Regions from separate parts of the Mus musculus genome. Here regions 1 and 3 are each linked to region 2. The links are chromatin loops, found by intact Hi-C in ENCODE. Cell type or tissue: left cerebral cortex. All regions are shown on one strand.

What was found. A loop is a pair of places that touch in the nucleus more often than their neighbours do. Peaks named below come from ENCODE experiments on the same cell type or tissue, not always from the same donor. Only the 100,000 strongest peaks of a DNase experiment are listed, where the experiment ranks them.
Region 1: a loop joins it to region 2, with 10 times the contacts of the local background. A loop is called at or near these places in 41 of 42 quality-filtered maps.
Region 3: it touches region 2 in a loop (2.4-fold over the local background); 5 of 42 quality-filtered maps call a loop at or near these places.

What each region holds. Positions count from the first base shown.
Region 1 is chr12:39,661,725-39,669,724 of GRCm38, reverse strand. No RefSeq gene overlaps it. Among named protein-coding and RNA genes, the nearest start is that of Gm24434, 44 kb to the right of the region's middle. In left cerebral cortex, a CTCF peak has its summit at 4,099 (motif pointing left); a DNase peak (open chromatin) is centred at 4,092.
Region 2 is chr12:40,036,552-40,044,551 of GRCm38, reverse strand. It overlaps Arl4a (ADP-ribosylation factor-like 4A), which reads left to right and starts at 6,565. Exons shown (of 2, transcript NM_001039515.1): 1 at 6,565-6,714; 2 at 7,719-8,000. The coding sequence starts at 7,806. It overlaps Arl4aos (ADP-ribosylation factor-like 4A, opposite strand), which reads right to left and starts at 6,475. Exons shown (of 3, transcript NR_166749.1): 1 at 6,047-6,475; 2 at 4,732-4,865; 3 at 3,254-4,447. In left cerebral cortex, CTCF peaks have their summits at 4,338 and 6,989; DNase peaks (open chromatin) are centred at 4,803, 6,429, 7,077, 7,706 and 1 more place; H3K4me3 peaks cover 2,162 bases; H3K27ac peaks cover 2,071 bases.
Region 3 is chr12:39,720,497-39,728,496 of GRCm38, reverse strand. No RefSeq gene overlaps it. Among named protein-coding and RNA genes, the nearest start is that of Gm24434, 100 kb to the right of the region's middle. In left cerebral cortex, no CTCF peak of the experiment used is centred here; a DNase peak (open chromatin) is centred at 4,084.

The DNA of each region.
Region 1 (8,000 bases), 370 kb after region 2:
CTCTGGTCCTTCCTTCCCTGCTCTCTGCTTATCCCCTTCTGCCCCCAGTATTCCACTTTCAGATCTCCTGTTCTCTATTATCCTTATGAAACTCTCTCATTAAACCCCCCTTTCGCTTTTCAGGTCTAAGTCCATGACCTCTACTCCCATTACCACATAACTACATGTTTATAAACTAAGGAATGAGACTCCTCGTCTCTACTATTTTTACATTTATAGTTACAAGAAGTACCACCCTAACCTTTGCTTTGTGTGTGGTGTCTGGTTTGGACTCAGGATACCATTGTAAATGAGCTTGGATGTTCTCTTCCTGTGCTAGACATCTAACTGCACATTTTTGTATATTGATTTTTGCTTGTCTTTGGATTTTTTCCTAAGGACATTGAATTTAAGAATTAACTATTATTTTATATGTAACATAAATTTTATGCTCATTTATCTTAGTCGTTTCCAGAAAGCCTTTCTCTAGTCACTCATTTATTTCTCTTTTATGTTTTTATCTTATTCCTCATAAAAATGACTCATCTCAGAGATTACTTTCTGATATAAGTAGGGGCAGAGCTGACTTGTAATATAGTTTGTTCTTAATAAGAAACATTTGAGTTATTTTTCCTCTACTATAACATTTTTCTACACAAAAATACGAACTCTTATCTCCATAAGGGTGATTAAAACATATTGCATAAAAAGTGTTTATCATTTGAATTCGTTCATTCATTCATTCAGGATAGAAGACTATTTTCTGAGAAATATCAGGTACCAGGAACTGTTCTCCCCCACTGAATACTTTATAAACAACAAATTCAAATGTTATTTGATGAAGCGCCATTCTAATGTGAAGAAGAGAATGTGAACATAAAAACTTAGTAAAATTTAGTAAGGTGTTGTTAGGTAGTGAAGAGAAAAATAAGTTGGTGAGAGAGTGAAATAGAGAGAATTGGTGGTTACTGAGGGCTTGGGAGGTACATGGCTGAACAGCTCAGTGAAAGTCGGGTACAGAAAGTTTTGAAGTGTTCTGCTTCCAGTCTTTATCTTGAAGTATGTAGTTTGCTTTTTGCATTCCTGTACATGGAATAAATAAAGTATATTGTGTTTCTACCTAAATGAGAAAAATAATTACCGCAATCTCAATGACTCTTCTAAACGAATGCGATCGAAACTATTGTTGTGTATTTATTTCTGAAAAATCACCCTAGCTGTCAATTTCTTCCCCTATTGGCTTACATTCTTAAGTTTTATATTTATTGGTTTGTATATGTTCATGTTCATGTGAGCATATATATGTGGGTATAATTACCACAGTGCTCAAGTGCAGGTCAAAAGACAACCTACCAGAGTTGGCACTCTCCTTCTACCAGGTAGGTCCTGCTCAGGTTACCAGACTTGGCAGCATGTGCTTTTACCCTTGAGCCATCTCTCTGACCCCTCCATTGGCTTTTGAATCCTTTTTATATATGCCATGTTCTGACCTTTCACCAGTCTCCAGTCCTTTGTACCCTGCTTGACCTTTCTAAAAAGGGTCTAATAAGCATCTCAAAATTAACAGGTTCAAAAGCAACTCCAGTGTCATTCCTGCCATAGACTTCATGTCTCCATCTTAGTGAACCTAAATTCTAGTATTAACCATTGTTCATAAAGAAAAATAATCATCCTGACATCACTGATTATTTCACCCTCACAAAATCAACCCCCCTTTAGTCCAACAGCACTTCCTATCCACTTTATTCAGAGCAAGAGGCTGATGGTGAATTTTCTGTCACCATGTTTAGCATCTCTCTGTGCCACTGTAGTAAGGAAGGGTCTGTGCCTTTATCCAGTGCACATTCTAAGCAAGAGTCAATTTACATAACAATCACATCTTAAGGGCTCTTCTGGGAAGGGTGAGAATACAGAGAGGCTTAAAACACTCTCGCCATATAAAGTAACCGCATATCTTCAACAAAATAAGACTTCTTAGAGAGTCAAGAATAGCAACCTAACAAGATACATTATAACAAAGAGAATATAATTATTTTTAATGGACCAGTGCTGTGTATATAAATAGCGTCAGAGATCAGAACACAGACTACACTGTTTGGGATTTTGTACTTCTAAGAATTTATTTGAAATAAACTTCATTGGGGAGCAGATGTAATGAAAGAAGACAAACATTGGAATGGAGAAAACGTACATCTATGCAACACATCCACGGATACAAGAAGGATCCAGAGAGCTAAAGCATTTGCGGAATTCAGTTGCTTGAGATTACAGGCATTAATCCCCTTCTCTTAGTCACAGCCACCACTGTAGGAGCATGGGAGATATATGCTGAAGATGTGAGAAGCAGCTGTGGAGACTTAAGCTATCAGCAGAAAAAGTGCAAAAATATAAGTCATTGAATTTTTAAATCTCAAAGAATTCCTCCTTGCAGATGATTTGCTTCTTTTGTGAAAATTAAGGTTTCATCATAATGTTCTGATACATAAAACTTACAGAAACTTCAAGACACATTCAAAATTTCCATTTAGCTCTGGTTATATTCCTGTGACAAATGCTTGCCAATATGAATCCTTAATTCTTTAACAATCACAGCACATTGCCTATACATCAAGTACCTAGATGCCATCAATAAGCTGGAATTAAGGGTATTTCAGAAGATGGAAAGTTCTGCTTTATCTCCTCCCAGGCCCCCACCCCCTGTTGCCCATTTAATAGAGAAACAGGAGCATGAGAACAGCATGTATGTGGTACATAGCACAGGCTGCGGAGAAGTGGGCACATATCAACCATGCGTTTACACTTGAAACACATCTATTGTCATACATTTTACTCGCTGAAGATTCTGCCATTGTGTAAACGTAGCAGCCCTATAGGAGGAACAACAATATGAACTTACCAGTAACCCCAAAGCTCCCAGCGACTAAATCACCAACTGAAAAGTACACATGAAGTGATCCATGGCTCCAGCCATCTATGTAGCAGAGGATAGCCTAGTCAGTCATCAATGGGAGGAGAGGCCTTTGTCCTGTGAAGGCTCCATGCCCCAGTGTAGGGGAATGCCAGGGCCAGGAAGTGGGAGTGGGTGGGTTGGTGAGCAGGGGAAGGAGGGAAGGGATAGAGGGTTTTCAGAGGGGAACCCAGGAAAGGGGACAACATTTGAAATGTAAATAAAGAAAATATCTAATAACAAAAAAGTAGCAATAGAAATCATTGATGTGCAGAGTCCAATCCCCTGTTTGCAAATTTCTACCTGAGAATGTGACCCTTGACCCGGCCACAGTATTTTAAGTATTAAAGTCTTACAATGGTGTTGGAATGAGGTTGGAAGTTATAAGATTTGTATTAAGTGCCATTCTTTGCATCTATTTCTATAATCACAACCTAATTTTATTGTTATAGATGGGAAGCAAATTTTACAGTCCTCTGTTCATGGTGAAAGATATTAGTTCCCTGAGAATCCATGGTTACACATGGTAAGTGGCAAAGGCCAACTGTTCGGCTGACACAGTTGGCTCAGAGGGATAAGAGATGGCTGAATTATCTGGGGTTGGGGAAGGATTAGAAGATCATAAATTCTTATTTACCATCTCACCTCTCAGCAGAAATTTTAAGGATTCTCTCTGATAGTTTTTACAGCCAATTGTGGAAAACTGAATAGGAGTCTAATATTAGTAAGGAAAGAGAATGATTTCCTGTTGTATTTTTAATCTACATATTACTTTCACATGCTACACATGTTGCACAAATGTCATGTATTTAGTTTTCCACTATTCTGGTAGAACAATGCATTTGGAGTTCCTTGACCATATGAGTATAATCTACGTCTATTATCTCTGGATTCTTCAATCCTATCAGAGTAATATACTTTGTCCTCTTCCTTACACCTTTATTTTAACATCTCATTTTAGTTAATAAAGCTGAGTTGCCAAATACTTTAGATATTAGAATGGGTACAATGTAAGAGATACCTTCGTACTCTGGTAATCAGCTATCTTAGGTAATGAATGTTACTCTGATAAAAGTATCTAGGAAGTGTGATTCTAGGTGATGAGAGTATGGCCGCCGGGGTGTATCAGCTAGTCTGGTTTACAGCTCTACAGCCCCAATGCTACCCTCTACTGGCATTCTTCGGTACATCCCAGGCCAGGCCAGAGACTTAGCATTCTTGTGGAGGAAAACAAAACTGGAAAAATCATTGATGTGAAATCTGACTTGTCATTCCTAGGAAAAAACATATACTCAAATATTTATACAAACTAATAGAATATGGAGTTCATTTGTCTTTAGTACAGTTTTTCCTAAAAGACTGAATTGTCCAACAGTTATGTGGGACTTTGAAAAGACAAATATAAAGAATAATCATCATTGAGACAGAATAAAGAAAACTTGGCTTACTAGGATTTTAGTTTTCTAAATTTTGGCGAGATATAATGCTTCCTAAAGTAGTGAATTTATTCTCTATAGTGCATTTATTTTCAACAGAAGGTGGAGATGTAAAAATTATGAACTTGAAGTCATTTAAAAGAGAAGGCCAGTTTTGAAACGCTTCCCAGTATGAAGGACAAGCAATTAAGTCTGTGTCTCTTAAAGTTCAACACTAAATGGAAGCCAGCTAATTCTTTTAAGACCCAGAAGAAAGGAAAGGGAGGCATTTAATCTTTGCTGTATGTTGTAGTTTCCACAGCAAGGAAGACAGTTGTTGGGAAATAGGAGGAACAAATGTCCAAGTTTGTGGCAGTGTTGATATTCTCTAAATTCTATTCCAGAGAAAGAATACTTGTCACGGGAAACACATAATTCTTGCAACGAGGTGACTCAAATCTATCATCACAGAGTCATATCAGATATGCAAACAGTATTCCACTAGAATACTGTTCAGTATCCATAAGGGGGTTTTAGGTGCGATATATTGTCTATATAAACACAGTTTCTCTGTAGGATACAATTTTATACGTTGAAATTAATATTTTATAGTCTTAGAGGGAAAGCATACATATAGAACTAAGCTTTCCTTTCTAAAGATGTCAGAATGAAATCCCCAAGAAACATAACTACTGGCTCCAGGCATCTAGGCTCCTTCCTCAACAATGATGCCATGACTAACCCAGGGGTATTTCCCAATATCTGTCTGGTAAATTACTCCTTTAGGTTTATTACTTTTTCTTAAGATCATTTTTTCCCATAGAATTACTTGATAGGTAAATATGAGAGAGGATCAAGAAAACCCTGAGAGGCCATTACGTAAGACCATGAAGCATGAATTGATGTGGAGCTTTCAAGATGTTGGAGATTCCAGAGCCATGAGATGTCTGCCCAGGAAAGATGCATACAGACAGTTGAATCAGCCTGAGAAATGTATGTATGTATGTATGTATGTATGTATGTACGTATGCATGCTACAGGAACAAGTCTGGAAGGGCAGAGCATGTAAGCCCTTTGAAACTAGAGCTCAGATACTGGACATGGTATTCCAAGGTTTTGTATTTGTGCTTTTGGTCTTTGGTCTTGCTTTGGTACAGTCTTTTCTTACTATATTCTGATTCCTCCTTTTGGAATGAGAATGTATATTCTGGAATATGTTGGAAGTATGCCATTTATTTTTTAATTTTAGAAGGGTCACAGTTAAAACATTGACTTTAGTCTCAGAAGATACTTTGGATTTTGGGACAATATTGGGACTCTTACAAACTGTAGAGACTGTTAGATTACCTAAAGCATCTGTAGAAAGACAAAAGGGAGAAAGAGAGGCTTGAGCTAACCTTAGATGACATTGTATTTATTCTCAATGAAGGAGCATCTTTGTTTTGCAGATGGCTTAAATGCCTACAGAATATGGGATGTGACCCCTTATAGGGGTGAAAATGACTTCCATAGACTGCAAGAGAACCTGGGACATGTAGTATTTCTGCAGGAAACTCAGAGGAATAAAAAAATTCAGGGCAGAATAATTATAGCTATTTTCTGTTGAAGAGGTTTTGTTTATTTTTATTTTTTTATTTTTTATTTTTATTTTTTTTGTCAGTGAGGGTGGCTCTGGGTCCATTGAAGAGGGGTTGTAGCAAGGGAGAGTCTTAACTTGACTGAATGTGATGGATCAGGGACTTGCTGTCTGGTATTCCTGAAGAGACTTAAAAAATAATCAGAGGGCTATAAGCAGATGGTTTGGTTACAGAGTAGAACTGAGAGATTTTTCTGAGAAGGTTAAGGGAGAGGGAGGAGCAGAGGTAGGAGAGACAGAGTGGGTCAGTGAAAGTGGACATAAAGTTGATTCAGGGGGGCCAGTGACTGGTCTCATTGCCCAGGCTGTTGCACAAAAAAAATCAACAGAAGTAGCAGGGAACTACAGAGCATCAAAGGAAAACATTGCAATAAATATGTCTTATTAATTACTACTCTTTTTAGAATTTTTTTTCCAGTTTGGTTTCTGCATACTTATTTGAAGTTCAGGCATCCTCTGCAAAGAGAATTTCTCATGGAGATGAGTTCTAATGTATTGGAGTGTACTGAAAAGTCTAGTTGGATGATGACCTCTGTTTACTCCTTGGATTAGTAAGTGCTAGTAGTTAGTAATTGGATTAGTAATTGCTCTCTTTTGGTCTACACAAAACTGCAATGCTGGCTGCTGCAACTTACCCAGGAGGGCAATGCTGAGTCTGAAATTATTTACAATTTCTATAAAGATATTCAATTCTTCTTTAAAAGTAAAGGGGCCTTTCTCTAAAACTTTACTATGTGTATATATTGTAATTTGGCCTAGACATAGATCATGATAATTTTTCCTTTTTTTTTTTTTTTCTACTTTCTGAAAAGTCTATCTTAGGAAATAAGGAACTAAAGCTAGTCTCCAAGATAAACCTCTGAAGTAATAATGGTGATCCACTCCATGCTGAGATGAAGTCTAAATGTCAGTTATCTGTTCATTTGTATTTCACAAAGTACATCTGACCTTCATCTTTGTGATCCTACTTCATGCTTAAAATTTGCATAAATATATGAATAAACAACAAAAAGTAGAAAAAAAAACATGAAAGAAAATTCTCAGTAACTGCTTCCTGATGGACAGACAGGTGATGAGTTCCTCATAAGAGGGCCTCCAAGGAACCTTAGGTGAAATGCCCTATAGTGGAGAGGGAATTTGTAGAGCTCACCTCCAGTAGAAAGACAGGGCATCAAGTAGAGGGATGGGGTTGCCACCCACTGTCAAAAAATTTGGCCCATAATTGTTCCTGTCTGAAAGAACTACAGGGACAAAAATGGAGAAGGGCCTGAGGAAAAGGAGGTCCAAGAACAGAGTCCAAATTAGAATCCAGCTCAAGGGGGAGGCCCCAAGGCTTGACACTATTACTGATGCTATTGTGTGTTTACAAACAGGGGCTATCACGACTGCCCTCTGAAAGAGCCAACCAGCAGCTGAAAGAGTCAGATGCAGATATTTGCACCCAACCAATGGACTGAAGCTGGTGATCCCTGTGGTTGGATTAGGGAAAAGCTGGAAGAAGCTGAGGAGGAGGGTGACACTGTAGGAAGACCACCAGTCTCAACTAACCTGAACCCCTGAGATCGCTCAGATGCTGAGCAACCAACCAGTGAGCATACACCAGCTGATATGTGGCCCCTGGAACATATACAGCAGAGAACTGCTGTGTCTAGACTCAGTCAGAGAAGATGCACCTAACCCTTGAGAGACCTGGGGCCCCAGGGAGTGGGGAGGTCTGGTGGTGTGGTTGAGGGGGATATCCTTGTGGAGACAGGAGGAGGTGTGGGGAGGAGGAGTGGGATGTGGGACAGTGAGGGTGGACCTGGAGGGGGATAAAGTCTGGACTGTAAAAAGAGATTAAAGAATAAATTTAAAAAGACGGCCTCAAAGGGGCTATGACAAAAGTGAGCAGCAGCCTCTGGAATTATACTTTGCAGAAGCTTACCACTGACGGCCCTAGGACTTACCACCTCAATTATATGCTTCATTTCTTTCTTTTTTATTGGATATTTTCTTTATTTACATTTCAAATGTTATCCCTTTT
Region 2 (8,000 bases):
AACTTACTTCTAATATGCAATGTAGCCTGTACTGAAGATTTCTATCTCAGTAGGATTCCCTAGCTCTTTCATGGTATTCTCTTGTTTGGATGAGACTGGCTACTGTCCTTAGTAAACACTCAGCAGACCAGGCCTGAGCTGCTGGCTCCGTCCTTTGTAATGCTTAATTAGTTACTGAATAGGTAACTTCATTACTGCATTCCTAGCGGATTCCAAGCTCATCGGCTTCTGGAACATTGGAACACTGGTGGGAGGCTTAGCTATGTCAGAATTCAACCTTAAAAGACACTTATAATAAAATAATACTAAAAGAGAGCACGTGGATTCATATACTAGACTAACTCGGGGATAGGGTGTGAGTATATGGGTTAATGAGAACGTCAAAACTCCAAGAGGTGAGTTCCTTTTGAAATCTATGCCTCATAAGTGCTCCCAGGCTTCTCAGCCTGTCAAGCAGACTTCACTGGAGCATGCGTGGCAAAGGCTCAAATGTTTAATAAAAGTCTGCGCTTATAAAGGGGGAAACCCATTCCCTGCCATGCCAAGTTTCTGGCTGTCATGATGCCAAGTTGTCAGGACAGCCTTTTAGCAGTAAGTTGCCAAATTCACAGGTTGCAGTTAACTCAAGAAAATCTAGGAAAAACAGTTTGGCCTCATGGCAGGTGGTAGGCATCAAAGGAAACTAGCTGAGTCTGAGGAGCTGCACTGAAGGTGGCCCCACCTCAGGGGTATAAGGTCTGAACCAGCCTGCCTAGGCTGGAGGAGGTTACATTTTCCTCCCTGTTATTAATATTTTTTTAAAAAGCTGGACTAAGGCATAAAATTTATTTATGCTCTATAGTCCTGCCTGGGAGTTATGGTGGCTGGCGGCCGCGCCTGTCTTAGGAAATCTTAGATCTTCCCAAACCATGCAATTCCATCTTGGAGGCTACGTGCAGCTAGTTTGTGTTATATTAGACACAAAACTTGGCTCTGTGGTGTGTTATCAACAGCCACAGCATGTACCTCTGTCTTAGACTGGTATGGTTCCGAGATCTGAGTGCCCGTCATTGACTGTCCAGCCCTCATTAGCACACCTTATTCCCAACTCAGACCAAAGCCACACTATGTACTAGAATGCTTCTTGATGAAGATTAATAACTGCCACCTGCGCTGTTGGAGGTGAGGCTGTACACCTGCTGCAGTCAGGTTGAAGGGCATTGACCGACCTGCTTGAAAGACAAAGTCAAGACCGTGAAAAGTAACAGTATGAAAGCTTCTTTGGTACTTTGGAAGTCCAGGTACTCCATTCAATAGCAATTTAGCAATGATCAAGCTTAGACTTAGAGCTCCCGGTGTGGGGGAGGTGGCTGCAGCTTCTATGGGAGTGGAGGCTGTGCTCCAAATTAACTTTGCTAGGTAATTAAGATTTTAGCTGTCTTCTCTAGGAATCTCTAATACTGGAATTATTACTAGACCAGTCCAAGATTGAGTTAGAATAACTGGTCACAATGAGGGAAGGAGAAGAATCACTATAATTCTTTCTTGTGACTAATCTTTCTAAGTCAGATTACAGGGTCTCTACTGTTCTAGGTTCTATAAGGTTTAAAAAGCTTGAAGCAAGGCAGCTTAGCTTGTCCAAACTGGGAAAATGTCAAACAAAGGTGGGTCAAAAACATATACCCAATTCAGCTTTCTTGTCACTACAGTCAGGGCACTCAGTGAACTCACCTGTCTGCTTGTCACATGAATTAGCCGTCATGCTTCTGCAGTGTTCTGTGAAGAGAATCTATGCTTTTCCCTTTCCCAACAAGGGAAGAGAAGAGATCAGATCAGGATCAAGATTTTATGCCAATAAGTAGACCCTTTTCATCTCACCTAGACATGATTATGTCTGGTTTTTAAGATACTATGAGGCATTTATTAAGTTCTTTGACATCCAATTTTCAAAATTCTTAAAATAAAAGTATGATTTAAATTATGTGCACGGGGACATATTAAATAATGTGCACAGGGATATAAATAATTCACAATAAATAAAGGACCACACAAATAACGAAATATTAGTTTCTCCTAATTAGATTCATATAGCAGAAGAATCTTTTTGTCTATTTGTGAAAAAGGCAAATTTTAAAATGTAAAAGCATTAGGACTCATTAAGGGGTGGTTTCAGATTTATCAGCCCACTCTTTAAAGAATCCTGGGGTGGTTTTGATCCTTGCAGAGTGGTCTCTGTTTAAACACACACACAAAACATTAAACTGTCAAACACAAGTAATAATCTAAAGTGAAAGGTATTAGAGTGAATACCAAGAGAGGCGAAGAAGGCTCTTCTCAAACAAGGTAATGCATTCCCAAGCTGACACACTGGCATTCTTTCAAAGCATTTTGGCATATCTGTGCAATATTTACACAGGAAGGGCAGAAAGACCCAGCAGCTCACTCTCAGGAGGGGTCAACCTCCTTTCTCTTGACTCCAATGGAGAATGCTTAGCTTAGTCAGATGGAAATCCTCTTATCTGTGTCTTGAAGAGCCATTTATAGACCTACTGCACTGAGTCAAGCACAAGCCTTAGTGTGTGCGTGTAGCTGTCTTGTGTAGCTGCTCTGGAACTCACCCTGTAGACCAGGCTGGCCTCAAACTCATAGATCCACCTGCCTCTGCTACCTGAGTGCTGAGATTAAAGTGGCATGTGCTACTACCACCACCCAGCTTAAAATAGGTAATTTATAAACACAAGAGTTTCAAGTACTTCATAGCCTTGGAAGTTCAAGAGTATGGTGCAGATGTCGTCAGCTGTGGTGGAGGGCTTCAGGGCAGAGGTCTTCAGAAAAGGGGAAACATGGAGAAAGAGAAAGTAAGAGATAGAGGACAAACCAAGCTCATCCTTCTTTCTAATAGCCCACTCTAGTGATTAGCTATTTGATGCCAACATGGTCCTGTCTGAGGGCAGTACCATCATGATCTAATTACCTTCATTAGGTAAATCTCTTATGGTTTTCATCGTCTCCACACCAACACACTGAAGACTAAGCATTGAGTACACAGCACAAGCAAGTCCAGAGCATATTCACTTACATATAATTGCATATCTGTATTTTTCTATATATTATTGTGCTACAATAAAGTAAAATAAGAAATTAAATACACATTAATACTGTGACTCATATTTCTCTGCAAAACTGTGTAGGGCAAAAAAAAAATTAGGACTACATTGAGAAAGGTCACCTTTCTTTCCTTTTCTCTTTCTGTCTGTCTTTCTTTTCTTTCTTCTTCAATATTTATTTTTTTATTTTATGTATGTGAGTACAATGTAGCTGTACAGATGGTTGTGAGCCTTCATATGGTTGTTGGGAATGAAATTTTTAGGACCTCTGCTCACTCTGATTGGCCCAGCTTGCTCCAGTCAACTCTGCTTTCTCAGTCCCTGCTCACTCTGATCCAAAGATGTATTTATTATACATAAGTACACTGTAGTTGAATTCAGACCCACCAGAAGAGGATGTCAGATCTCATTATGGGTGGTTGTGAGCCACCATGTGGTTGCTGGGAATTGAACTCAGGGCCTTTGAAAGAGCAGTTAGTGTTCTTAACTGCTGAGCCATCTCTCCAGCCCTCACCTTTCTTAATATAATAGAGATCAGAGACTAGTCAACATTGACAGAGCATGACTTGAACCATGGTAGTTTGGCTCCAATGTGTAGTGTGCCAATTCCAGTGAATTGAAACACTTCAGCCTGTTAATAAAAACCTTTTTACTGAGATCTGCACCAGAATTTGGAGCAGGTTTCCTGGAGAGAAAATATAGAACAAGATTCAGAGAAACTGAAGGGTGAGAGTCTTCTTGCATTATGATCTTTTTAACCTACCAGTATCCAGCAGGCACACTGACCTTCTCCTTAGCTCTGTCAGAACGAGAGGGGAAATCTTGGGGTACATTGAGAAATTTTGAGAACAACAGCAATGGACCCTCACGCTTTCTGTCTTAGAGGGAGAACAAACATCAGAACTGTTCTGATATTGGAGATGTGGTTAAAAATGGAAACAGTGTCAGTTCACCAGCATAGTTATTGGAAAGGAAAACTTATACATTTTAAAAATAGTTGCTCAAGATGGCTTGTCATTAGTTAATCAGAACACCTTCTTAAATATGATCATCAATCCCTGCTTCCTCTTTTGATGGTTCTGACAGGAGAGGTCTTGAGCTGAGTCTGGAGAACTGAAACTAAAAAGTGAAAGTTGTCAGGCCCTAGTGTCTGCCTAACCTTGTCAGTGTCTCAGGAGAGTTTCAAACTTGCCCATATTTAGGTAGATGCAAACTTAACAGCTGTAGTTTCAAACACATTACAACAGATGGCAGTGCTGCCCTCAAAAAATAAAATCTCCCACAGACCCTCCAGATGTTCTCCAGGACACCTCAGGATGCAGCAGTGCAGGTCTTCAACTGCAGCACAAAGGTAACTCCTTCTGGAACAAAGAGCACCTAAGTAAAACACCTACATGGGCTCCGTGCAGCAAAATGAAGAGTGGGATTCAGAAATTTTGTGGCTTTTTAATCATTTGCTGCTGTTTTTATATGGATATTATTGCTTATAGATAAAGCATACAAAACACTTTTCTGTATAGCAGTAGATGCCAAATAATTGAAGCTTTTTAGGGGCACAGATGGTCTGTCTATATTAAATAGTCTTTCTTTCCGTTGGAGTTCTTAAAGACACGTGAAAAATACTTATCTCTCAAATTGAACTCACAGGCTGCAGGCTGCTAGTGGCCGTTCTAGTCAAAAGCTCAGAGTAACACACTGAAGTGCAGCTCAGCAAGATGTTTTCTGCAAGGCTGGATGGAGTCTCACTGTTGTCAGATCTCACCTGCTTTGTGTCTATGACTGCAAAAATGGAACCGAGCATGAAATACCTGTAGGATCTTGATCTCAAAAATACTATAAATGGTGCAGTTTTACCTTAAATTATTTAAGGAGATTTGCAAGCAATTCAAGCTTAATAAAGAATCTCTGTTAAAATTCCCAAGGAGAGCAGTTCTTGAACAAAAGCTTTTCTCCCTTTTTATGTTAATAACTGTAACTGGCTAATGAGAGCCCATACTTAGTTACAATCTTTAGTTCAGATTACATTCAATAACTTTATAGAATATGCCATTTGAGATTTTTCTTCCTAAATTAATGATGCTGTCTTAAAGCTAGGCACTGTGCTTATTATTCCTTAGATTTTTATATCAGCTATTAAAAACAATGGAAATAAGGTGAGCAGTGGTGAGGGTGGTGCATGCCTTTAATCCCAGCACTTGGGAGGCAGAGGCAGGCAAATTTCTGAGTTTGATTCCAGCCTGGTCCAGGGCTACATAGAGAAACCCTATCTTGAAAACCAAAACCAAAAATCAAACAAACAAAACCAAAAACCAAACCAAAACAAAACAAAAAACCCCAAACCCAAACAAACAAGCCCCGAAAACCAAAACAACAAAACAACAGAAAAACTAAACCACAAAGAAACAAAAACAACAGAAAGAAGCCCAATCCTTTCTACTATTCATAAAATAAATACTACTGGCTATGGTAATTTTAAGATCAGGAAATTTCTTAGGAAAGTTACAATCTATCTATCTATCTATCTATCTATCTATCTATCTATCTATCTATCTATGTATCTATTGAGTCACGGTTTACTACGTAGCCTTGGCTGGCCTGCAACTCTCTATGTAGACCAGGCTGGCCCTGAAGCATCCAGATCTGCCTGCCTCTGCCTCTCAAGTGCTTGGCCAGAATCTAGTTTAAAATACACTTTTAAATTGCACTATTATTATAGCCTTCCAGATAAAAATTTCTTGTAGGTTCTACCAAGCTTTAAAATGCCCTTTGTTTGTTTTTCTAAACATCTTTAAAAGATTGCTGGTCACGTTTTATAATTGGTTCATGACCAATTTGGTTCATTCTGTTTTTACAAAGACTGGAATATTCACAAAAACGACAGTTTGCCTCCTAAGGCCAAACATAGTGGTACACAATTACACTATGGAGCCCAATGTGCTTTACCACTAGTCATAAGTTACCAGCTGCAGCTTCATCACCCGTTCTTCTTGGGCTACTGGAAATATTTAGCGTTTCCAAAGTGCGTTTCTTCCTCCTTAATAGGGGCATTGGTTCCTGTTCCAACTTGTGGGGCGTAGACTCACTTAGGAGGTAGCGCTTGGCTTACAAAAGGTAGGCTACCATCCTAGCCAGCACATGCTAGGGAGGGCGGCAGCGCAGACTCCCCCAGGCTGCCTTGTGACGTGACGTAAGGGACCCACCCGGCCAGTGTCCTCCAACATCAAGGACCCTGAATCAACACCGCGGTCGCCCAGAGGCCGCCCTAGGGTGACAGGAAGAGGGGCGGTACCGGCGACGCCCTCCCGCACCCAGCCTGGGGCGGCAGAAAGACCGAGAACCCGCGGCCGAAGCCCCGCCCGTCTGCGCCGGCGGCGGGCGCCGAAAGGGTTGGAACGTGACCTTGTTTGGGCGTTGCTAGGAGACGCGGCCAGCACGCGCGCGCGCGACCCCCGCGGGCAGGCGCGGCGCGAGGGGCGGAGCCGCGGCCCGGAGCGAGGCTGGCGAGCACCGTTAGCCCGGCTGGCGCGCGGCGTCGGCCCGGCCGCCGTCAGGCCTCGCCGCTGCCCGGGGACAGACTCCCCGGCGGCTGACAGCCGCGGAGGCGGGACGACGGAGGACCGTCAGCCAGGTGAGTGGCGCGGGGTCATGTTGGAGAAGAGGCCTGCGGCGGGGCGGAGGCAGTATTGCCGGAGGCGTTCGGTGTGTAGAGGGGCTGGCGCGGCCCAGCGAGCCTGGGCGCACGGCGAGCTGAGGCGCGGTGGGCCGCTCCCGCCGCGTAGGGCCGCGTCACCGTGGCCCATGCTGCAGGTGCGCGAGGCGGCCGAGCGACCGGACCTGCAGCAGGGGCTCGGCGTCCTTTGCGATGCCTGCTCGTTTCCCACTCAGGGCAACAGGTGGTGCCGGAGGGCCGAGAGCGAGCCCTGGCGCTGCCGCCCTGGGAGTGGCAGGCACCCTTGCCAATTAGGGCGCCGGGGCGGGAGTGGCAGGGCGGCCCTGACGCGCTGACCAATGGGATCGCGGGGCCTGGGTGGGCCGTGAGGGTGGGCGTGGCCAGAGGCCGAGTCTGGGCTTCCCTGTGGGGCGTCCGCCAGAGCGGCGCGGAGGTCTCGGTTGAGAGGAGCTGTGGCGTGTTCCTCGCGGGGAGAGAGAGAGAGACACATCAGCCAATGTCCCTCCATTGGAATCCCGACTCCAGCCCGGGAGGTGAGAGCTTTGGTAGCGGGGACGGAGCCAGGAAAGTGAGCCTGGGTGCCGGGTGAGACGTGCCTGGTTAGATCTCCCAGATAGGGCTGCTTTTTTTGAGTTTTCTGCTAAGAAAAGGCACTTTAGTGGTGGATACGGTGACCGGCACCAGATAGTGGCGCCTGGGTTGTCTTCAGAATGAGCTTTTGAGGTTCGGGGATCGTAGAGAATAGAGAAAAGTACACGTTACTGCAGTTAGAGTGGATCGAAGAAAGCCTTTGGGTGACAGTTAGGCATCGTTTGTTTTGGATTGAATACATCTACTACCTCATCTGGTGTGTTTACTCACAGCAAGTTTTATTAAGTCCCTCATGTGCTTATTTTTGGCGAAAGTAGAGAAACCCCATTTTTAATGTGCTCACAGTAATAACTTACTCATTTCCTCCCCAGCAATCGCGTAGCCCGATCACCCAGGAAGAGAAATTGTAAGCAGATAAGAAGAACGCGTTCAGTTTGAGACACCATTTGCAGCTGGAAATGGGGAATGGACTGTCAGACCAGACTTCCATCCTGTCCAGCCTGCCGTCCTTTCAGTCCTTTCACATTGTTATTCTGGGTTTGGACTGTGCTGGAAAGACAACAGTTTTATACAGGCTGCAGTTCAACGAATTTGTAAATACCGTACCTACCAAAGGATTTAACACTGAGAAAATTAAGGTAACCTTGGGCAAT
Region 3 (8,000 bases), 320 kb after region 2:
TGTACCACTTTGTCTTCTGTGACTACATCTGTAATTACCCTTCCAGTGACCTTCTTCATTGTGGGTCCAATAATAGTAACTTTTTTTTTTCGTGTGAATTGGGTAGAGGACATCAGAGCATGCTGTAAAGTTATTAGCTTCCAGATGGCTTAAATGAAGTCCTTTTGCCACCTGCAGTGGAGGAGTTGGGAGTGTCTCTGCTGTCTGCTTAGGTGATTGTAAATGAACCTTCCTTGTGGTCTCTAAAGCAGGAGCCAGCCTCTACACGATGAAGCAAAGTGCTTTGTTCTTCAGTAGAGTCAGTGCCCTTCTAAACTGGTAACTCAACAGCTAGTGTCAAGCCCATTTTCTTTACTTAAAAATACATTTTTCCATATAAAAGGTTGATGTCAGTTCCCAACAGATGATTTAGAACATGATCTATCAATCATTTTCATATATAATATATCAACCTGTATTTGTCTTGACAAGATACAAAGAACTTGGGTTTAAAAAGTGTATTTAATTATAATGCTTGATCATGTGTATTTCTGTCTCTGTCTGGAAAGCTTTGCCTGTGGCAAGGGAAAGCCTGAGTTTAAATGGCTCATTACACTAAGAATGTTCCCTGCTTTTCAGTCACGTGCCTCCTGTCCACTGAACTTCAGACAGAGCAAGGCATTGACCTCATAGACTCTCTATACAATTTCTGCCACCTATAGTTTGGATGATCTGGAGAAAATAGAAAATTATCTTAATGTATGTTTCAAAGATGAGATAGAAATGTCAACAAGCAAGCACACGGAGAGATGCTCAATGCCATTTCTTCCAGTGAATGCAGATAAAACGCAAAATGGTAAACTGTTTTGCATCAATTAAGGTAGGTATCTTGAAAAATATAGGACAACAAGTTTTGGAAAAATTACAACCCTTGAGTGTTGCTGGTGGGAATTTAAAGTGGTTTCGCTGCTATGAGAAATTATTTTCCTCAAAAGATTAAACGTAAAATTATGTGATTCAGCAATTTTATTTCTAGTTGTATACATGAAAGCACTTGCAATGGTTTTCAAGTTAATCATTAATTGTACACTAATATTCAGAGTAGTAATAGTCACAATAGCTGAAAGATGAAAACAACTCAAATGTACATCTGCCAGTGAATAAATGTGCTATGTAGATGAATATATCAAAATATTATTTTGTCCAATAAAGGGATGAAATTGTAATATGTGATCTCACATATGGCTCTTGAAAACTTCATGCAAAGGAACAATAAAAGAAGACATAAGAAGATTAAGAAGATAAATGTGTAATTCCATTCACATGAGTCTTCCAGAATAAAAGAATACACACACACACACACACACACACACACACACACACACACACACACACACACAAACACACACACACACACACACACACACACACACACACAAATAAAATAAAATAAAATAAAATAGAATAAAATAAAATAAAATAGCATTCTAGCAGCTAGAGTAACTGTTATAAGGAATAACTGTTTATAAGTTCAGAGTTTCTGTTTAGAATGAGAGTGAGTTCTGGAAACTGGTATTTGTACCACATTGTGAATGCCCTAAAGTTGTGAGCTTGACCACTTGAAGGTAGCTAAAATGGTTCAATTTTCTGTTATCTATATTTTATCCTAATTTTTAAAAATTCAGGTATATATACTTGCAATCAACACTTGGTTTGCAGAGATAGAGGAAATGTCCTTGAGTGTAAGTCTGATGTGGTCTAACTAGTGAATGATAAGGCTGCATGGAAAGACCCTGTCTCAAAACATAAAATAAATCAGTTTAGATATCAGTAAAATTATAACATTCCATCACATGTTTGACACTTAAATTTAATAAAGAAAAATAATCATCAACTTTAGGAAGTTGTTGATAGAGGGTACTAACTGACATCAGTTGCCCATATATTGGGAGTCAGTGGCTTGGTTTTTCTTTGACAAATTATTACTCTAATATGACTTTTATTTCTTTGTAACCTGTCACATTTTCAGCTGTATTACTCATAGGCTGCTACTTACCCACAGACTCAGCATTTAAGGATGGACATGAGCTATGGACATGGAATGCTGGCCAGCAATGTCTTTTTACTTTAGAGAGGAAGGAAGTCATTAAAGCAACCACAGGTCATGTTGAGACTCAAGTGAAAAGTTATCAAGAACATGGCAACATCAGAAGTAAAAGGAAAGAGAAAAGTCAGTGTGTGTGTGTGTGTGTGTGAGAGAGAGAGAGAGAGAGAGAGAGAGAGAGAGAGAGAGAGAGAGCCATTCCACCCAAGATTTCACATGGTTGATGGTTCCTTCTCCCCCATAAGCATGGTGAATACTCTTCTCTTCCCCTGGGTCTGCTAGCCTACCTGCGTGAAAACTGGAAGTCTCGCCTATTCCACCCAGCTCATTGGCTGCTAGTATTTTTATTGATCAATGGAACAGGACTTTCAGTGTTGACACTCAGATTCCCAATCAAACTATCAGAACTACCCCCCTACATGTGGCAAATGTAGTCAATATTCCTTTCAATCATGAAGAATTTTGAGATGTGAGATGAAAAGGGATTTTTTACCTACTATGACTTGGTTCAGATGCAATGAAGCTGAAACATTAAGGAACTGACCATGAAGCCATTCAGACATAGAAAACTGCCACAAAGAAAATCATTTCAGAGAGGAGATCAAGTATGAAATTATTAATATAGATATAGTTAAGGTAAAATGACATTTCTATCTTAATATAATGATTTGCCATTAGTTTACATTGACTTTATAGCAAGAGATGACATTACATTATATAATCTTGTTAGACAAAGTAGAGAGAAAAACCAATTGAATCATGAAAAGGTTATCTTAAATACTTTGACTTCAATATAGAAAGCAAAGAAATAAACCAAAACAATATAAAAACGACACAAAACATTTCAATTTATCTTTCTGGTATTTTCATACCATAAAAAGAGTTTTATATCTTTTAAATAATGAAAAGAAATCTAACTTATTCAACCCACTTCATTGTGATCAAAGCACTGGGATGTAGGGCACAAGGACGGTGCCATCAGAAGGGCATTAGAACTGGTAAAGTGAATCATCCTTAAACCACGGAAATCTCAGATATATGAGACAGGAGAAGTGGAGCTGTTCCCTTCCTGCCTCTATTGCCTGCTCTGGAATGCTTACCCAAGACCCTCAGCTGAAGTGACCACAGGCACTCTGTTGTAGCACAGAACCTGGAATGTGGCTCTTCATGCTAACGGAGCTTCTCAATAGCCTTCAGCTAATGACCTTCCTTCCTGGATATTTCTACATCCTTTCCCACAATTTTATAACCCCTGGTTCACCCCCAAATAAAGCATATGCATCTACGTGCAACTCAATAAAGAAATATGAACAAGCTAAGATCATCATCTCAGAGAGCTGCTTCATCAAAGATCATCATGGGAAAGGCCTTCCCATATCCGAGCTGAGACACTTCTTTATGAAGGCCTTCTCTCTTCTCTCACCCCTCTGGCATTTGGTAGTCTTCCAACTAGACAGAATCCTGCAGGCTCTGGACTCCACTTTACCTTTACAGCCTGGTGTGCAGCAGTGTCTGAGTCCTGAATGGAAACTTAGACTTTGGACTCACCCTCCAGGACTTTGTCCAGCCCTCCCTGAGCTGGTATCAGCAGCTTCTAGATACTGCTAGCAGAGAGGCAGAACACTGGACCACACTGCAAAGTTTATCTACATACTACATGGTGAAAAAAGGAAGGAGAGTCACTCATCATGTCTCTTACTCCATCACTTTCTATCCTCCTTGACCAGAAATCTTCACTTTCATTCTCTGCACTGATTTTGATAGAACCTTCCAAAAGTAGTCATACGAGACTTTGTGACAAGGACCTTGCACGTGCCAGCAAGGCTCCACCACTGAGTAGGCACTGAACTCTCTTCTTTGTTGTTACTGTGCATCCCTTTTCTTGCTGGTTGGGATTTTGCATTATGGGATTTTTGTATGTTTGCTGGGGTTGTTGTGGTTGCTGTCACCGTTTGTGGGTGTCACCATGTTAGCTCTGATGTTATGTTTCCTGGCACTTTCTCTTGGGAAAGTTAAAATTAGGCTCAATATGATCCAAGTGCAGAACACTTGCTTTCAAAGAACTGAGTCATACAAGGAAGGTTTTGTTTTGGTTTGGTTTTTTGCCATCTCATAATGGCTGGACCTATGAGCAGCCTGTGAATCATTTGGTGTTCAAATTTTCTATTTCTTGAATTACCATACGTCTAATAATAAACACTCCTTAATTATTTTAACATGTTTTTCCTTAATCTTAAAATATTCACAATAACCACTATTTTTGGTAGTTTTTATTAAATTCAAAATTCAAGTGTGACCTTCAATGGTCTGCTTTTGACAATTTGATACAACCTAGAGTCATCTCTAAACAAGGAATTCAATTGATAAAAATGCGTCTATTCGATGGACCTAAAGACAACTCTGTGGAGGCATTTTCTAAGTAGTGAATGGTCTAAGTGGTCCCAGTTAACTGGGAGTGGGAGTGGTGTCCCCTCTGGATAGGTGTTCCTGGCTTGTATGACAAAATCTGTTGAAGGAACACTAAAAGCAAGCCGGAATGCACCATTTCTCCATGGCCTCTGCTACAGTTCTTGCCTTGAATTCTTGCTTCTACTTCCCTTCATGATGTGCTATGGTTTAGACATGTAAGCTGAATAAATTTTTCCCTCATCAAGTTGTCTTTTCACAGCATTAGAGAGCAAATTAGGACATGAGCTAGGTCAAAATCAATCTCTGTTATCTGATTTCACCTCGTTTACTTCTCAAACAAGAGTTTTTTCAACATTCACTGGTTTTGCTGAAATCTAAACACTTTCATGTGATACATAGTAAAGACTTTGAATTTTGATTTATTATGTATTTTTCTATATTGATTGTAACCTGCTGTTATTTGACCAATGAAATTGGCCTGGTCGTGGATTCAGATACTGATGTCATTTTACTAAATGATGTCTAACTTTCTAGCTGTCACCCCATTGTCCACACAGCTTAGTGACAGATGAATAATGTAACTGGACACACAGAAGAACACAGTCAAACATCAAGTACTTTTAAATTCTATCTCAACTATTACATTTTGCAATATCTAGGTTATCTGTGAAAGTACTTGTAGTTTTCCAGTGGCTCTGGATTATGTACCTACCTATTTTCCCCCCCTATGGCTCTCTCATGCATAGAGTCTCACTGATAAATTCTGAATCATATATTGTTTACTCAAGTTGAGACTGTCACCCCATGGACAGCAGATCAACCATTTCACTAATGGGGTTGTTACTTGTTATTATTAGTTAAAAGATTGATAAGAATTTGGTTTTACTTCCTGTCCCATCAGGCTCTGTCTTCTGCTAAGGATGCTGTTTGTTTTCCCAGCCAGACCAGCTTAAGTAAAACCAGAAAGACAATGGAGTTGGAGGCAGGGTATCAGGGAGGCAAGGCTTGACCACAGACTCCTGCTGTTACTGCAACTTCTAGCAATCACCTTGTCCTAACCTCATGATAACACACACTGGTTTGGTCAAACCGTAGAAACTTGAAGGCAACATAATGGGTATTTTCTATCTCAATTTGGAGTGTTGGGGGGTAGTGTTTCTAAACATGAGTAGATTTGCTGGTTCATTCTTTTACTCTGGGAAACATTGGATTCTGAAACAGTTTTAGGTTTATGGAGGTGTTGCCAAGCTAACACAGAGTTTCTGTGTCTTCCTTACTTTCCTTCTTTTGAAGCCAACATTTTATACACTGGCAAAATTAAGAAATTAGACTTTGCATAATCTTTGGGCTTTATTTGAATTTTCCTTTGTCCAGGACTGAGTCCAGGATCTTAAACATTGCAATTTGTTGTCCTGTGTCCTTAATTTACAAATGTGATAGCACTTCAGTTATAAAAGTTCTTGGTGCTTTGGTAAAGTTTGCTTAGTTTCATGAACTATCCCTTAATTTTGGTTTTCTCGTGAGTTGGTGATGATGTGGAATCTTGGGAGTATACCAGAGAGGCAGAGAACCTTTCTGACACCAGTGGAGAATATAATGTTAAAGGGCTTCTCAATGCTGGTGTTTACTATGTCAGTTTTGGTGGTAGTCAGCATCGTACAGGTTTCACTGATACAGGCTTTCCATCTTCTCCCTTTCCAGGCTTGGTCTGTTAAGAAGGAGTCACCACCTCATAAAATTGCAAAGCTTCTGTAAGGCAAAGGATACTGTCAATAAGACAGAAAAGCAACCAACAGATTGGAAAAAGATCTTTACCAATCCTACATCTGATAGAGGGCTAATATCCAAGATATATATATATATATATATATATATATATATATATATATATATATATATATATATATATATATATATATATAAAGAACTCAAGAAGTTAGACACCAGAGAACCAAATAACTCTATTAAAAATGGGGAACAGAGTGAAACAGAGAATTCTCAGCTGAGGAAACTCAAATGGCCAAGAAACACCTAAAGAAATGTTCAACATCCTTAGTCATCAGGGAAATGTAAGCGAAAAGTCCCTGAGATTCCATCTCATACCAGTCAGAATGGCTAAGATCAAAAACTCAGGTGACAGCAGATGCTGGTGAGGATGTGGAGAAAGAGGAACACTCCTTCATTGCTGATGGGATAGCAAGCTGGTACAACCACACTAGAAATCAGTTTGGCAGTTCCATAGAAAATTAGACATAGTACTACCTGAGGACCCAGCTATACCATTCCTGGACATATACCCAGAAGATGCTCCTACTTGTAATAAGGACACATGCTCCACTATGTTCATAGCAGCCTTATTTATAAAAGCCAGAAGCTGGAAACAACCCACATGCCCCCCAACAGAGGAATGGATACAGAAAATGTGGTACATTTACACAATGGAGTACTACTCAGCTATTATAAACAATGACTTCATGAAATTCGGAGGCAAATGGATGGAATTTGAAAATATTATCCTGCATGGGATAATCCAGTTATGAAAGAACACACACGGTATGCACTCATTGATAAGTGGATATTAGTGTAGAAGTTCGGAATACCCAAGATACAATTCACAGACCATCAGAGGCTCAAGAGAAAGGAAGTCCAGAGTGTGGATGCTTCAGTGCTTCTTAGAAGGGGTAACAGAATACTCACAGGAGGAAATATTGAGACAAAGTATGAAGCAGAGACTGAAGGAAAGGCCATCCTATATATCCATCCCATATACAGTCATCAAACCTGGACACTATTGCGGATGCTGAAGTGGTTGCTGATGGGAGCCTAATATGGCTGTCTCTTAAAAGGCTCTGCCAGAGCCTGTCAAATACAGAGGTGAATGCTCACAGCCAACCACTGGACTGAGCACAGGGTCCCTGATGGAGGAGTTGGAGAAGGGACTGAAGGAGTGAGCACCAGAGTCAACTGGTCAGACGCCCTGGAGCTTGTGGGGACTGGACTATGAAGCAAAGTGTACACATGGAGGGACCCATGGCTCAGGTTGCATACGTGGCAGAGGGTAGCCTTGTTGGACATCAGTGGGAGGAGTGGCCCTTGGGCCTGAGGGGGTTCGATGCCCCAGTGTAAGGGAATGCCAGGGCTGGAAGGCAGGAGTGGGTGAATGGGTGGAGGAGTACCCTCATAGAGGCACGGAGAGGGAGGATGGGATAGGGGGTTTTAGGAGGGGAGACCAGGAAAGGGGATAACATTTAAAATGTAAATAAAAAAAATATCCAATAAAAGGAAAAAAAAAACCATAAAAAATGAGTCACCAAATTCATCTCACTTTAATTCATCTCACACTTTTCCTGGAAGAAGGCGATACCTTACAACTGACAGCAATTACAAACAATTCACAGGAGACAAACTAGTTTTCTGCCCATTAAGTTTTGTTCACCAGTATTGCATTTGCCCTTGGATCATAGTTATGGAAACTGTTACTGTAGTGTTTAAGTGGTGATTTTAAAAA